Regions from separate parts of the Homo sapiens genome. Here region 2 is linked to region 1. Evidence: chromatin loops called from intact Hi-C (ENCODE). Cell type or tissue: IMR-90. All regions are shown on one strand. Each heading gives the region's core, and the rest is flanking DNA. Links, peaks and the distances in the headings are about the cores only.

What was found. Hi-C counts contacts between places; a loop is a spot of excess contacts. Peaks named below come from ENCODE experiments on the same cell type or tissue, not always from the same donor. Only the 100,000 strongest peaks of a DNase experiment are listed, where the experiment ranks them.
Region 2: a loop joins it to region 1, with 4 times the contacts of the local background. A loop is called at or near these places in 2 of 110 quality-filtered maps.

Annotation. Positions count from the first base shown.
Region 1 is chr2:18,359,405-18,367,742 of GRCh38, forward strand. No RefSeq gene overlaps it. Among named protein-coding and RNA genes, the nearest start is that of RDH14, 200 kb to the right of the region's middle. In IMR-90, for the core only: no CTCF peak of the experiment used is centred there; a DNase peak (open chromatin) is centred at 3,497; H3K27ac peaks cover 689 bases.
Region 2 is chr2:17,972,985-17,981,322 of GRCh38, forward strand. No RefSeq gene overlaps it. Among named protein-coding and RNA genes, the nearest start is that of KCNS3, 98 kb to the left of the region's middle. In IMR-90, for the core only: no CTCF peak of the experiment used is centred there; DNase peaks (open chromatin) are centred at 3,987, 4,457 and 6,877; H3K4me3 peaks cover 232 bases; H3K27ac peaks cover 930 bases.

The DNA.
Region 1 (8,338 bases), core at 77-8,076:
GTTGAAACCATTCAAGGGCACTCCTAGGTGGGTGGGTGATGAGGTGAGGTTGAGAATACAACAGATAAATGGCATCTTGCCCCAAACTCCATCTCCCTTGTCTTCTCTGAGACAGGGCCAACCCAGGTTACCAGGTGGTTGGGACAATGTTCTACTCTGGAATGCTTTTTTCCCAGATTCAATACTACCTGCAGAGAAAGTCATACAAGAACTTCTGTGATGTTTGTATCCAGTGATGTTAGGACATTTCTGAAGTCCCAAGCATGGGTCAGGGCCATGAAAGCTATGTGGCTTGGCTTGTCATCGGTGTTCCTTAATTAGACAGATTTGCTAGAAGATTCTTCGGAGATGAGTTCTCTTGCCCATGCGGTGGGTTGTCTAATTCCAAGTTTAAGTTGGACCATTAATCAATCTATGGCTGGAGACTGTTGTCCATCTCTCTATCTTGTAATTCTTTTTTCATTCCTCTTTCTATACTCTGAGTTTTTCATACCTTAAAAGACAGCTTAGCAAGCAACCATCAAAATGATGAGTATGCAGTGGCTCTATTTAAGTTCACAAGCTATAATTGGAGATATAGGTGGCTATGGGGGAGGTTTGGCCTTTAGGCTTAAATGCCTCAGAGGATGAGGGCCAGTAGACTGACACCTCAGTAAGAGGGAAACATATTGCTCTTGGGCAGATGTAAGCTGTAATCTCAGAATTCTGAGTTACTTCTCTATCCTTTTCATTAAGTACTCGGGAAACCTGAAGACCACAGAAGCAAAGGAAATTGCTAGAGATCCCAGAGTTGGTGGTTGACGTAGCCACTGTTTATTATGTGCCTGCCATATTCATTTTCTGTAATGATTACAAAAATCCTATAGCATGTGGGTAATGGGCCCATTTTTGATAGAGGAAAACTGAGAGACTGTTGGTAAAGAGTACAAGCCCTATAGTCAAGCTGCCTGGCTTTGAATCCCAGCTCTGCTTCTTACTGGCTCTTTGATTTCTGGAATAGTGATTAAGCTCTCAATGTCTCAGTTACTTTTTATGTTTAGTGTCTGTGTACCTACATGTATCCCATAATGTCATGCTGTAATTCTCAAATATTTAATATTCTCAAATAAACAATAAAGTTTATTTGAAGAAAAATAAGTACAATAAAAAAATTAGCCCCCCACCTCCCTGCTTAGTGTTTTTAACACTGCACCAGAGGATGAAAAATGATCAATAAGGTTGGCTATTATCATTGCCCAGTGCCCACAGCCAGTTCGTTTGGGATTTGGGATTCACTTGCACTGGCCAACAGCCATGCTCTTACCTTCCTGCCAGCCTCCCTGAGATCCACCACGTGGCCTGCACCTCCCGCTGCCCAAACGCTGCAGTCTCCTGTCTTCCAAACTATCTCAGCTAATGAGTAGTATAGAAAGTGAAGCTGTTGTCTGTTTTGTATTTTTCTCCATCCTCCCCCCTTTTTACAGGGGAGCGAGAGAGAATGTGGAAGTACTTGTGGAATAAGTTTGAGGAAGGCTTACAATGGGATATTTGGGAAGAGGAGTGGCTTGAGAGTTCAGAAAACCAAAACTTTGAAAAGCAGTGTTACCTTTAGTGATTTCACCAGCACACATGATTGCATCCTCAGCCCTTCAAGTTCAATACTCCCAGAGTTGAACTGGCTTGGAGAGACTGACTCCCTAACAGATCTTATAAGAGACTAATATACAAAAGCAAAAATGACCATTTAGTGGCGTTTAGAAAAGTATGGTTGTTAGTTGTACAAGATGATTTTCTTTTTGGTTTATTTGTTTTGTTTTGTTTTGCTTTTGGTCCTGGCAAGGTTAAATTGCCCCTGGTAATCAAGAGACATAAGAAATCAAATAAAAATCAGATGGTTACATGGAATGTATGAAACTAATTTTCTTATTTAACAAATATTTATTGAGACTTCTTTTTGCCATGCACTGTACAGTATTCTAAAGTTATAGCAGGAAAAGAAGTGTAATAGTAATAATAACTATATGCAAAAGTATGACTTTATATTCTCTGTATGTGATTTCTTATGTTATATATAAATAAGCACTCGCATAGTTATTCTCTGTCAGAAACTAAGTGTTTTGTGATCATTAGCTTTTTTGATTCTCATCACAGCTCTGCGAACTCACTGCTGTCCTCATTCCTAGTTCTCAGATGGGGAACCTGGAGCATAGAGGGGGAAGCCACAGTTTCTTCATTTACAAGGATTACAGTCACCTTGCCAGTGAGTCACAAAAGCAAGCAAGCAGTCCCATCTGATGTGCAAAAGGCAGACGTGAAGGCAGGTGCTGGAGCTGAGAGCACATAGAAGGGGCACCCAGCCCAGGAAAGCGATATTCACAGGAAGAATTGAGGACGGTGTAACAGATCACCTGAGAAGCAGGGAAGGTGAGTACACCATAAAGGAGGCAGGCCTTTGTGCACTGTGGCAGGAGATTATATCCAGAGGGGAAAGCAGGTTGGAATAGATACTGCAGAGTGTGGCAGAGCCAGCCTATTAAGCCCTTTAACCACGTCAGGGTATTCAGATTGCATACTGAACATAATAGGAAACCTATCTGAAGGGATTTAGCAGGAAAGTAACAAGAAATTCATGATTTAGAACGATCTGTCTGGCTGTGGTGCATGGAATTATTGGAAGGGAGATGGGCGGGGGGTGGGCCTGGAAGTACAGACAGAAGTGAGGAAGCTGGTGCGGTGAGAAACACTGGTGGCGTGAAATATGGTGGGGGCAAAGGTGAAGGTAGAAGTGGATACATTTGAGGAATGTAGAAGGCAGAATTGATAAAAGATCAGATAAGTGAACTCATAATATGGAAACTCAGGCAAATTATCTGGAAATGCAATAGCATCAAGCTCTGAAGTGGCCACCTCTGTGTTGGGGGTTTTCCTCCCCGGCAGAGTGGAGATGGCCACAACCATGTTATCTATCTCAAGTCCTTTCTCCTAAGGGCAGTCCCTGGGTGACCTTACTTTTGTTATGCTTTGGAGGCTTACCAGCACCTTCTGATAAAATGTTGGTACCTTTGGAAGTTTTACACCTGGGAGGTATTCTATTTTCTTAAGGTGGCCCTGCATGACTGTGCATAACCCATGGTGTATTGGTTTTGCAGTGTAAGTACCAGAGGTAATCATAATTTTCTCATTACCAAGCTCTTGGGGTCCGCCACATGCCAGTGTCTATGGCACATACTCTCTACATTGTCTTAGTTTCATGGACATCTTGAGGAGCCACAGAATCATCACTGTTCCATGACTATTGCTTGAAATGTCCCTCTGCAAATTACACCCCACCCATTGCCTTCACAATAACCCTGCAATAGGATAGATAAGTGTGGAAGTTGGACAGGGTGGGGGAAATCTAAAAAGTTAAATAATCCCGCTAATGATGTGAACAGTTAGTGGCAAGGGTCACATTTCAAAGCCCTTGCTCATTCCACCACAGTGTATTATGTTGCTTGGCTGAAATCTTTGGGCTGGTCTCCCAACACATCATTTGGTTGAAAGCTATGCACTTACTAAGCTCACATTTATGCATGTAAACATATATATGTATGAGTGTACACACACATATGCACATACTCATACTTGCTTATCTAAGTAAATTCTATGAGAGTGAAGAACATATTTGAATCTATCTCAACCATTGTTGCTCCCTAACACTTAACACAAAGCCTGAAACTAATATTTTGTAATGAGTTATGATATGACAGATGACATCATCCACCTTCCTTACAGAGTTCAAGGTCAATTTTACATGAACGATAGATAGTTTCTATCCTAAAGGAAATCACATGACAAATGTATGAACAACCAGTGCCATGGCTGAGTCTATAGAAATGCTGATGCCACTTTTCTGGGACAATCAGCTCTTCACAGAAATGCACGTCTTCCCATCTCATCCCCCTTATGATGCCCAGCATGTGGTGGGCCTAAAATTGCTGTCCTGTGCATGCACCCATCTTTATTCATCTCCCTCTGCAAGTCCATAGACTCCTAGTCCTTACCTCCCTGCTCTGAATCACAATCTGATGTGCTCCACACAACATTTTCATTTCTGTCTCCCTATTATGACCGGAAAAGGTTACAGGCCCTCAGCTGTCATTCATCCTGTGACAACGCGCTGCCAGGCTCCTGCCTGTCAGTCACCTCCCACAGCCAGGGACATTTATCAGTCTGGATTCTTGAAAGGTTATGGAGACCAATAATAGGAAATGTCTGTTTGCTTTTTACCATAGTAAGAACTATGTCTGGTACAGTTAAAATTTGCAGCCATGACACAGCTCAGCTCACAGAAATCCTAAGGAATCTCAAGAAGTACTTTGAACTAGAAGAAGCTGAATGAAAGGGGGTCATTCCTATGGGTTCGGGGCCTATTGGGAGAGTCCCTGGATGAGGTTCATAGTCCTGAGTTCATGGTCACTTGGTCCTGTAAATGTCAGGGAGCGCGGACATAGCATCAGCCCACAGATCAGGGATCACTGGTTCTAGGCTGACATTCATTCACCTTCAGGTACATTCAGCAAGGTCCCTAACCCTGTTATTCTTCTAATTCCATTTGTAAAATGAGGTGAAGAAGGGTGTGTTTGCAGGATGAGAGAGGCTGGTTAGTGGTTACAAATATACAGTTCGATAGCAGGAATAAGACCTAATTTTTGGTAGCAGAGTTGGGTGACTATAGTTAACAACAATGTATTTTATATTTCAAAATAGCTCAAATGTTTGGAATTTAAAATGTTCCAAACACACGGAAATGATAAATGCACTCAGTGATAGATAGCCTAAATACCCTGACTTGGTCACTACACATTCTATGCATGTAACAAAATATTATATGTGAAACGGGAAAAGTTCCCTTATCCCCCTCACAGGGTGTGTGATGGGGGTGTGGCTCGCTTCTTTGGTGCCCCGCTGCTCAAACCTCTAAGGGGAGCATGCAGATGGGCAGGTTGTGAGGCGTGTGGTCTCCGACCTCATGGCGGCATCTGGAAGTGAATGCTTACAGTTCCTGGGGCGTGTGCACTTTTAGTTTTGCTGTCTGTGGGCAGCTTTGTTAATCAGCTCAGTTTAGACCCTCTGCCTTATCACAAGGACAGAGGGCTGTCCGTATCCCTGGGTTCTTGCCTTAGTGTACTGGAAAAATCGGATCACACGTGGGCTTGGAGAATGAGTTCAAGATTTTATTGAGTGGTGGAAGTAGCTCTCAGCAGATGGATGGGAGCCAGAGGTGGGGTGGTCTTCCCCTGGAGTCGGGGTGGTCTTCCCCTGGAGTCGGGATGCTCAGCAGCGGCTCTTCTCCAACTGTCTTCATCCAAACTTTGCATTGTCCCACCATAGGTGGCCTGCCGGCATCTGCTGGTGACTGCCAGTGTCTCCTGGTGTTTGCCAGTGTGTTCTTCTGCCCCTCTGCTTCTCTCGACATCCAACCACTTATGTGTTCTTCCACTGGTCTGTTCTTCTTGATGTCCAGCTGCTCATGTCTGTGCCTGCTAGGGCCCCAGGATTTTCATAGGCATAGGATGGGGGTGTGGCAGGCCAGGGTGGTCATAGAAAATGCAACACTTGGGCACAAAAACAGCAGTGCCTGTCCAAACCTAGGTCTATGGGCACAGGCCCGGGGGTGGAGCCCTAGCGAGGGAGGGCACCTTTCTCTACTCAGCACTTCCCTGCCCCCCTTCCATATCACAGGTACCCCATCAGTATGTACAAATATTATGTTGCAATAAAAAAAAAAGGGGGTAACACTAGATCTCTAAAGCCCCAGCCAGGGATAACATTCCGCTTTTGATTTCAAAGAACTCACAGGCATGATAAAAAAGAAAGTAGTCCCCCTGTGGTGGGAGTATCAGACCCCGATGTGGTGAATGTGGGGAGGCCTAGAATACAGGTTTAGGTTCATATCAGGGCCTGCTTTAGGTACAAGCTCTGGATAAATGATTTAATCACACACAATTCTATGCACTAAAATATCTGGATAAAAGATTCTATTTCTCCACAGCCCAAATCTTGCAGGGGAATCAGATGAAAGCCATGTGTGATAGCCTGTCACCTAGAGAATGTGGAGGCAGCCATTGCCTTCAGTGCAAGCTGCCAGCAGGACAGATGAATTGCTGCTCTCCTGTCTGTGGTTCTGGGGAAAGTCAATAACTCATGCTCCCAAAGTAAAGGCCAGAGCAGGAGGAGGACGTGTGAAGCATTCATGAGCACATCTATTAGATGTGTGTTATGAACTGAATGTTGGTGCCCACTCGAAATCCTTTTGTTGAAATTTTAACCCCTAGTGTAATGGTGTTTAGAGGTATGGCTTTTAGGAGAAGGTTAAGTCATGAAGACAGAGCCCTCATGAATGGAATGAGTGCCCTTATATTATAACAAAAGACCCTGGAGAGCTCGGTCATGCCCTCCACCATGTGAGGATGCAGTGAAAAGATGTCCAGCTATGAACCAGGAAGTAGGCCCTCATCAGACATCGAATCTGCCAACCCTTTGATCTAGGATTTCCCAGACTCTAGAACTGTGAGCAATACATTTCTACTATTGTTAAGACACCCAGTCTCTGGTATTTTTGTTATAGCACCATGAATGGGCTAATGCACTATCTTTAATTTACAGCTACCTTCCAGTGGTAGTACACCACTTACCTTTTAGTATAAGACCTATGACATCATGCCTCCGTTTCTCCCTTCTTGCTTTTTTATGCTATTAGTGTCATATGTTTTACTTGTACATCGATCAAGTAAAAATTCCAAATTACTGTTATTCCTTATGCTTTAAGTGGTCAATTATCTTTTGAATATATTTAAGTAATAAGAAAAATAGTATTTATATTTATTCATGTAGTTATTTCTGGTACTTTTTACTCCTTTGCGCAGAACCAAATTTCCATTCGATATTATTTTCCTTCTGCTTGAAAGACTTAGTTTAATATTTATTATATTATATATATGCTGGTGATTAGTTCCTTCAGCCTTTGTGTTTTTGAAGGCTTTCTTTTGCCTCCATTTTTGAAAGTATTTTCATTGGGTAAAGGATTCTAGGTTTTTCTTTTTAGAATTTTAATGATGTTGTTCAACTGTCCTCTAATTTGCAATTTTTCCAACATGAAATCTGATGTCATATTTATTTTGCTTCTGTGAGATGGTTTTCTTTAAGCATCATTAAAGTTAGTTCCCTGGCTAGGGCTCTCACCTGGATTGGAGTTACATCTAGGATCTCAAGGTAGAACATGTTAATGATTATGCTAACCATGGGTTGAGAGGGCTGAAATCTGGCCATTCTACATCAGAAAGTAAAAGGTTTTAGTCTAGGTTCTGTACAGTTATGGTAGAAGAATTAGATTATTCAAAGAATTCCATTTGATTTTGTTAGAAATATCCACCTCATGTATTACCTTTTGCTAGATATTGGCTGCCTGTTTTCTGTGGGCTGGAGCGGGTGTGGGTTGTGGAGGGGTGGGGCAGGAAAAGCCACAACACATTTTGTTCAACTGTCCAATATACTGACCTTCAATTGCCCCTTCTGTCTTCTACTCAACTTTTAATTCCTGCCTCTGTCCTCCCCCAAGCAACACATATGCTGACTCTGAATGCAGTGCCTTTCTGAGGTCCTTTGGGTAGGTGGGCTTCTACTGCCCTGGCGGCTCTCGTGGTATATTATCTGCTGGACATTCTCCTTCCGTTTTATTTGTCACCTCATTTTATATCCAATTTTCTTTAGAATTCTTACAACTATATATAAATAACATTTCTATCCTCCAGTTCTTTCTCTTCATCACTATTGTTTTTTGTTCTTTTTGTTTTTGTTCTTTTTTGTTCTTTTATTTTACTTATTTTTTTTATTTCAGTGGGATCTCAGGAAAAAGGAGGCACACTCACTTGCCTGGTCTTTGACCTTAAGCTATCTCTGTAGCCTCTTTAAAATTTTTTCTTCTTCAAATAAGTAAACATGTTTCAAAGGAATTATAAGACAAGTCTAAGAATTCATAGTTTGCTGTTGATGGAATTTAGGCCAGATCCTTTGGCCACATCATTGGCCATCAGTGTGCAGCATTATATAGGTCAGATCCATGCATTGCTCCTTCCATAACACTGCCCTGATCATTGAAGGTAGGGATAATTTCTGCTTCATCCCAATATCTCTGATTCTTGCAAGATGCCTGGCACAGGTTAACATCTTATTGATAAATTAATGAATCCTCATGGACTCAATGACCTCAGAGACTTGCTGCAGCAGTAAGGATCTGTGATCTGTCAATTCTACTTTAGAATTACATTAATTCTGTTATAGAAAATATTGTCTGCCTTCTCAATCTGCCTCTATGGCA
Region 2 (8,338 bases), core at 256-8,255, 390 kb before region 1:
AAGGGGCTGGAGAGGGAGGCAGGTGGCAGATGACAGAGGGTCTTACAATGCCATGCTGGGGACCTGGACTTTTTGAGTTGGGTCCCATTCCACATGCTGATGTGTGATGATGTAAGAAGCTTGTGCCAGAATGTAAATCAACGCTCTGCGTCTTTCCTTGAGTAAATCTTGAGATTAAAAAACAAAAGTCTACTAAACTTAAAGAGCAAGATAAGTGATGTGGTTTTTCATTCTGGCAGAAGCTTCTTATTTTGTTATGTCTGGAAACTATCCACTTGTCTAACGCCCATACTTTAAGTAGCATTGTTTTAGACAATTTATTCTGCTTGCTGTGGATGATGGGTATGAGGGGTATATATTCAGAAGCAGGGAGACCACTTAAGATGGATGCAGAAGCAATTCCAAGGAGAGACAATGAAGACCTAAACTAGAGCAAGGGTAGTGTTGGTGCACAAAAGGGAATGGATTTTGGAAATACTTAGTACAGGAGCAGGGCATGGAAAGAGAGAATTAAAAAATGAGTCCTAAGTTTCTTGATTGAGTGTTTGGATGGTTGGAGGTGCCTTTTACTGAAGAAGAGCCTATAAGAGGAAAAATACATGGACCTGGGGGTAGTCTAATGAATTAACTTTCAGTGCTGTTGAACATGAAGGGGCTGAGGGAGCTCCAGGTAGATGGTTGAGCAGCTAGTCAGAGCTGACTGTCCAGAGCTTGGGGTAAGAGCTCTGGGATGGAGGTCCAAATTTGCCAGTTATTATCATAGGAGTTATAGAAAACAGGAGTGTAACTATACAGGAGTATGAAAGACAGTGGCCCAGGATAAAACCCTGTAGCACACCAGAATTAAGGAGACAAAGATGTTATCAGATAGACCTGGCATTTCAATAAAGTGAGAGGTCCTGAGAGCCCTGAGAGCAGAGTTTTTAGAAATACTCAGCCAATGAATGCAGCAGCGAGGTCTAGCAAAATATCAAGGAAAACACCTCCACTGGAATTATAAATTAGGATGTCTTTGATGAAAACTGGGGCAGAGGAGTAGAAGGGGCAACTGCAACACTGTAGTGAAATTCGAAGAGATCCTTAAACCCTCAAGTAATCTAAGCAAGTCCCTATTTCTACCTCTGTAAGATAAGGAGTCAGACTAGATAAGCTCTAAGGTGCTTTCAGCTCTAACATTCTATAATAATAAATACTATTTTGAGCACCTTATGTATGGTAGGCACATAATTTTTATTAAAATTCTGTAAGACATTGGCATGCCATTTTTCTGGAGGCTGAAAGTGCTTAAATATCACGTTGAGGTTCATATAGCCAAGGAATTTCTGAGCTGAGAATTAATAACTAGATTTGTCTGAAACAAAACCCACGTTCTTTTCACTATCCTGCATTGTACAATGATTTTAAAGAGTGATAAGGTACAAGGTAGAATGTGAATTGAATTTGGTAGTAGATCATTTAGAAGAGCCATCCTTGCTATATTTTCACAGGCAATCTCCTTTAATAAAAGGCAGAATGTTCCTTTTGAGGAACATAAACCAAATTCAATGTGAGGCCTTTGAACTACTCAGATATTAGGTATATAAAAACGAACAGGATGATCAGCAAGTGACAGGGAAATGGGAAACTTTTACATAGGCAGAAAAAAATCAATAGTGCATAATAGTTTACAGAGGTGATATATTTTATAGTTAAGCATCTCTGAAGACGAGCTTAGTAGTTGATAAGTATAGAAACTCTTGGAGACATAATTCTCATTCAGTGCAGATAAGCTGATATCTGAAGCCAATTATCTGATATAATAAGAGCTCATGCTTCCTCAAGGTGTCTTCCTTTGAGTATGTGTTAAGAATGATTGTTTTCAAAGTTGGCCAGCTTATCAGGTGAATTTTCTACATCTTACCCAGAGATAAAAAGGGAGAAATATTTTGAGTATATAATACCTTTGAAGAACCGGTGGTGTTATTGCGCTTTTGATAACTGGATAAATAAGCACAGTCAAAATTTTTGGAAACTCTCTGACTTGAGTATTCAGACTTCTCATATATTATTTCTAGTGCAGATTCTGTCTGTTCAGTGGTCTTGCAGGTTCTTCCTATGCTCTCACACAAGTCCTATACAAGATAGTCTAACCTGTAAAGTGTTTTAGAGCTCACCAAATCCAAATTTTTAATTTTATAGTCCTAGAGGCCACTCAGCCCCATCCCCAGCTCATACCTGTCCTAGGGTCTCAGAGCAGCCCAGTCCCAAGGTGGAAGCAAAGTGAGGGGCTCAGGGGTTCTGTTCTCAGGCAAGCTGGCTTCAGTACTGCTCTGACCTCACTCTGTTTCTTGCTGGATTCTTGCTTTACCTTGATTCAGTGACAGAAGCTATTTTGTGACAATTCCAGGCCTAAGTCTCTGCCTTGACTTCTTGCTTGTTATCTCTGTTAGTCAGGCTAATCTAGGATTTAGTGCAGTAACAAACCAACCCTCAAATATCAGTGGCTTAACACATAAAGTTTATTTCTCACTCATGAGTCTGGCAGCACTGTAGGATAATTTTCTTTCAAGCAGTAACTTAAAGAGCTCAGTTTCGTGCATCCTGTAGCCACAGCATGTGGGCTTTCAGGTTACCTAGCAGAGGGAGAGTGAGCTGGAGGGTGAGCCTCATCTCTTAAGTGCTTTCACTTGGAAATGACACACATCATTTCTGCTCACTCCCCATTGGCTAGAACTAGTTTACGTGGCCTTTGCTAACTGCAAGGGGTTTTGGAAATTTAAGAAAGCACATAGATTTTGTTAAGCAATAAATATCTCTGGTATACTATGTAACTGTTTGGACTGCATGTTTATGTCCCTTTCAAATTTGTATGTTTAAGGCCTAACCCCTAGTGGGATGATATTAGGAGATGGAGCCTTTGGGAGGTGATTAGGTTATAAGGGTGGAGTCCTCACAATAGTATTAGTGACCTTATAAGAAGAGATAGGAGAAAGGTTGCTGCTTCTCTCTCTGCTCTCTGCCATGTGAGGACTCAGCAAAAAGATGGCCATCTGCAAACCAGGAAGAGGGCCCTCACCAGAACTGACCATGCTGGCACCTGATCTTGGACTTCCCAGCCTCTAGAACTTTGAGAAATACATTTCTGTTGTTTAATCCACCCATTTTTGTAATAGCAGCCCAAACTGACTAACACAACAACATAGGGCTTTGTAATTGGTTCTTGCTCTGTTTTAATTTGGTGATTGGAGCTCTTACTTGCCAACAGCCTGCTGAGTCCTGATTTAATTTTCTGCTTTGTATTCCGCATCGGGTTTATAATTTTGCCTCACCTCTTTCAGGGATGGGATCTTAGTTCATTTGTTCTGCTATTAATGAATATCTGAGGCTGGGTAATTCATAAATAATAGAGATTTATTTGGCTCGTGGCTCTGCAGCCTGTCATGGCATAAGCATCTGTTTCTGGTGAGGGCCTCAGGAAGCTTCCACTCATGGGGGAAGGCAAAAAGAAGTAGGCATTACCTGCTCTTTTCAACAACCAGTTCTTATGGAAACTAATAGAGCAAGAACTCATTGACTACTGTGAGGATGGCACCAAGCCATTCATGAGGGATCCATCCTCATGACCCAAACACCTCCTACCAAGCCCTATCTCTAACACTGGGGATCAGACTTCACCATGAGTCTTGGTAGGGGCAAACAAACTATATTCAGACCACAGAAGATGGGTATCAGACTTCAGCCTACAGGCAGCCTTCTCCAACTGCTGCCCTGCCAGTGAGTGCTATTCGGAGCCCCTTCACCCACTATGCATACATGAAGGTTATGCCAACATCAACTGGTGGCTTACAACAGCAGGAGTTCTCAAAAGGTGGTGAGGGAAGTAGCCATAGCCCTTTAATTGGGATAGGAGGTATAGTTTGAAAAAGCCCAGATGACTGCGATAGAGCCTCTTCCCCACAGTCCCCACTGGGAACTGGTCCCAACCCAACTCTGTCTGACTCACATGTTCCTTCAGGACAGCAAGAGGAGGGGTTTTGAGGCTATTTCTGTTCTATTTTGAGTAGGTAAACAGGTGCTTCCAGAAAGGCTGTCTGTGCTTTTGATTCCGAAAATAGGCATCTCAGTAGTATCAGATAGCAAAAAGTAGGCGAGGCAGTGATTTTGGAAAGAAACTACTGTAGCTGTTTGTTTTGTCGCCTGACCCTACCCATGGCACCACCCAGTCCTATAAACAGATGGCTCCTCCTCTGGAGCAGCCAGGATCCAGCTTCTCAGGGGTCACTTGAGCAGCCACACACTGCATTCCTTCCTCCTTCTGCAACAGAATGGGATCAGGCCAATGAGAGATTATCCAGGTTTTCCTCCTTTTTTTTTCCTTTCTTAAAAAAACTTGTAATAAGCTGACTTTGTACAGTGGAATGTTCTTTGTGGCTTATGAAGAAATAAACAGTAGTCTTGGTGGCTCTTAGGAATATATGCGGTGGGGCTTAAGACTCTTGAGAACGTTGCCAGTCCCAGTGACTGCTCTGAGATGAGGTCACATGAGTTGTCTCCCTGAGTAACAAAAGGTGGGATTCACATGACTGGGCTGACCCCAGTTGGCTGATTATTCAGTTCAGACAGAGCTAAAGAAAACCAGTTGCCCACTGGCCTTTCAACTCTGCTTCTTTCCTGTTATTTCTTCAGCCATTTATAGTCTAGTGTCTGGAGAGAGCTGGTCCAAAGTTTGGCAGGACTTGAAACAGATAAATCATTTGCAGACCAGTAAGGGCCTTACAGCTTTACTAGGAAAGGAAAAAATGGAAGCTTGGATTGAGGTGTGCTGATGTCTCCTTTTACTGGCTCAGAGTGTTTTCATTTTAACCCCCATTGAGGCCAAGCACAATTCCAGAATCACATTCTGCGCCTTTGCTGGGTAAATACTCCGTTACACACTTGGTGGGCAGGATCTAAGAATTCCCTGCAGGCAAATGAATATGAACTGGACACAGTAGGAGATATTGCAGTGCTGTGAGTGAAGTGCACCACGACGTTTTTCTCAGGGCTGTGCCAATACCTGCCAGGTTGTGAGAAGTTCACAGTCATGTTACTGTTCATCTTGCATCTGCTTAGAATTGACCTTCCTAAATCTCAGTTCCAGATTCTTTTATTTTCTTTCAACTTTTAGAATCAGAGGGTACATGTACAGATGTGTTACATGGGTATGTTGAGTGATGTCGAGGTTTGGAGTATGATTGAATCAGTCAATCAGTCACCCAGGTGGTGGTGAGCGTAGTACCCTGTAGATTTACTAGCTTCTGTGCTTGTATGGGGTCACCTACTCAAAGAGGGCTTTGTTTTCACTTTTAAATGTAAACCAGATAATTTAGGTTACATATGATAGAAAAAAAGAGGCAAGAAAATAAAACCCTGTAAGTCATTTCCTATGTTTTCTCCACCACACATCTAATAAGTTATCAATTCCTCCTGATTATGCCTTTCACACATCCCTCTAATATATCATATGCTCACTTAGGTTAAGGTTTAGGGTAGGTTAAGGCTCCACTATGTCCCAACTGGAATATTTCAATAGCATCCTGACTGGTCTTGCTACCTCCAATCCTAATTTACCTTTGTTGTTTTTTTTATCCTTCTAGTGGAATGACATTTCAGAACACAAAAATGACCATGTCACAGCCCTGTGTATAAGTTTTCAATGGCTTTTGATCACCTGTGGAATGAATTCCAACCCTTTGTCTTAGTACATAAAGCTTGTCACAATGTGGCTGCTGGTTTTCCTCTCCGTTCTCCTGCCTCTCCACACTCCGGCATGCACCGTTCTCCAGGTCTGTGTGGAGACCAGGCTGTCTCATGCTCATCTGTGTCTCTGCTCCTCCCCATATGTTTCTACCAATGACTCTCACCTCTTCATCGTGCAAACTCTGATTAATCTTTCAGCATTCAGCCCAGACAATACCTCCCCTAGGGAAACTTTGTAGATCCATCTCCTCAGGTGGGCTGGAGACCCTGTATCTGGGCTCTAGTAGTATGTGTCACACTGAATTGTAATTTTTAACTTGCTGAGAATCTCCATGTAGACTCTGAACCTCTTGAAAGTAGAAACTGTATCTTATTTGACTTTGCCTGTGTCATTTGTGGCTCTGTTTTTGGACCCTTTATTCTGTTCTATTGCTAAATATGGCTGTATTTATGCCAATATCACACTTTATTTAAGATACTATTACTGTCTGAATAACTGTAGCTTTATAGTAATTCTTGAAAGCAGATAGGATAAGTGCCACAACTTTGTTCTTTTTTTCAAGGTTGATATGACTATGTACAACTTTTATATTATCCTATACATTTAGAATCAGCTTGTCAATTTTGACAAACAAAACCTCGTTGGGATTTTGATTGGGATTGCATTTAACCTATAGGTCAATATGGAGAGAGTTGACATCTTAATAATATTGAGTCTTCTGATCCAGGAACACAGTGTATCTCTCCATTTATCTAGGTCACCTTTTATTCTCTCAGTAATGTTTTATAGTTTACATTAGGCAGGCCTTGCACATATTTTGTCACTTAAAATTAACACTTGAACATGCAAAAACTCAAACTTAGGAAACAGAGAAATTGGGAGAAGATTCTTTGCTTTTTAGATGGATTCAACCGAAAGCTTATATACACCCAAATCCTTCATTGGGAAGAATATATTGCAGAGTAGGTACTCAAAACACTGCTGGCAAATGAATGCCTGCTGTGATTAAGAGAATTTGCATCCTTTAGCCATTCTCCTCAAACCCAAAGACTTTAGAAAGTAAAGGATGACTGCATTCTATTTTCCTTACTCCTCAATGAATTATTTTTAAGGGGATTTGTTTGGGTTCATCATAGGCAAAAAATTGCATTCTTTCAATTCAGTAGTCTGAGTCAGGCAGAGTCAGCCTCTGGGAGGAGAGAGGCTGGATTTGATCACCATGGGTAGATTATTGGGCTTTGCTGAGCCCATGAGCTCCTTCCAGCTTGATGGTTGTCAGATATGACTCCCTGTCTCATAAAGAGCCAGACTATATGCATGTGGGATGAGGGCTGGCTTTGCCAGTCAAACATGATTTATGGGCAACTACAGAAAGCAGAAAGTCTTAGGGCCAGGCTGAAAATGCAGGAGGCCCATCATCCTTCTCAGGGCTATGACAATATCTGCCAGGTTGTGAGAAGTTCACAGTCATGTTCCTGTTCATCTTGCATCTGCTTAGAATTGACCTTCCTAAAGCTCAGTTCCAGCTGTGGCCCACCCCTGTCCTGGCCCTAAAGCCTCTAATAGCTCCCTATTAACTCACTGAATTGTCCAAATTTATTTTTGCGATACCTGAATTCCTTTGTAACCAGCCTCCAAATACTTAGCAGGTCTTATGTCCCATATCTCCTGAATTTACTCTGCCCTCTAGCCATATAGGAGTGTGATGTGGTTAGGATGTTGTCCACTTCAAATATCATGTTGAAACGTAATCCTCAAGGTTGGAGGTGGGGCCTGCTGGAAGGTGATTCAATCACGGGGGCAGATTTCTTATGAATGGTTTAGAACCATCCCCTTGGTGCTGTACTTGCAATAGTGAATGAGTTCTTGTGAGATCTGGTTGTTTAAAAGTATATAGCACCACCCCCTTCACTCTCTCTTGCTCCCGCTCTTGCCACGTGAGACGTCTGCTCCCTCTTCACATTCCACCATGATTGTAAGCTTCCTGAGGCCTCCTGAGAAGCCGAGCATATGCCAGCACCGTGCTGCTTGTACAGCCTGCAGAACTGTGAGCCAATTAAATGACTTTTATTTATAAATTACCCAACCTCCAGTGTTTTCTTATAGCAATGGAAGAACAGCCTAACACAGAGTACATGCAATTCCCAAAAAATGGCAGAATCTTGTCTCCCCTTTGCTACTGAAGTTCTCTCTTCATGCTATGATCTCACTCTCCTTTGTTTTTTTTTTTAATTTTAAAGTATTATTTTCTGAGAGATTTCTTCAATTTCATCTTTTAGTCCTTCTACTGAAATGTTCATTTCTATATCTATCTAATCCATTCAGCCCTGGCTGCTGAAATAGCATTTCTAAATTATAACTCTGCTCATGAGCCTGCTCAAAAATTTCCAGTGCCTTTCTAAGTCCAAAAGACAAGTCAGAACTTCTTAGCCTCACATTAAGGCTTTCCAAATTCCATTCTCCTGTGCCTTGACCTATTAATAAGTTCCTACTCTGAGTGCCCAACTTTGGGGTTACCACCCCTCAGCACTTCTATAGCATTTATCTGTGGTTCTCATCCATACAACACATTTTGTTGCTAATTTTGTGTTTGTGTATATGTGTATAGCTGTGTGTCTA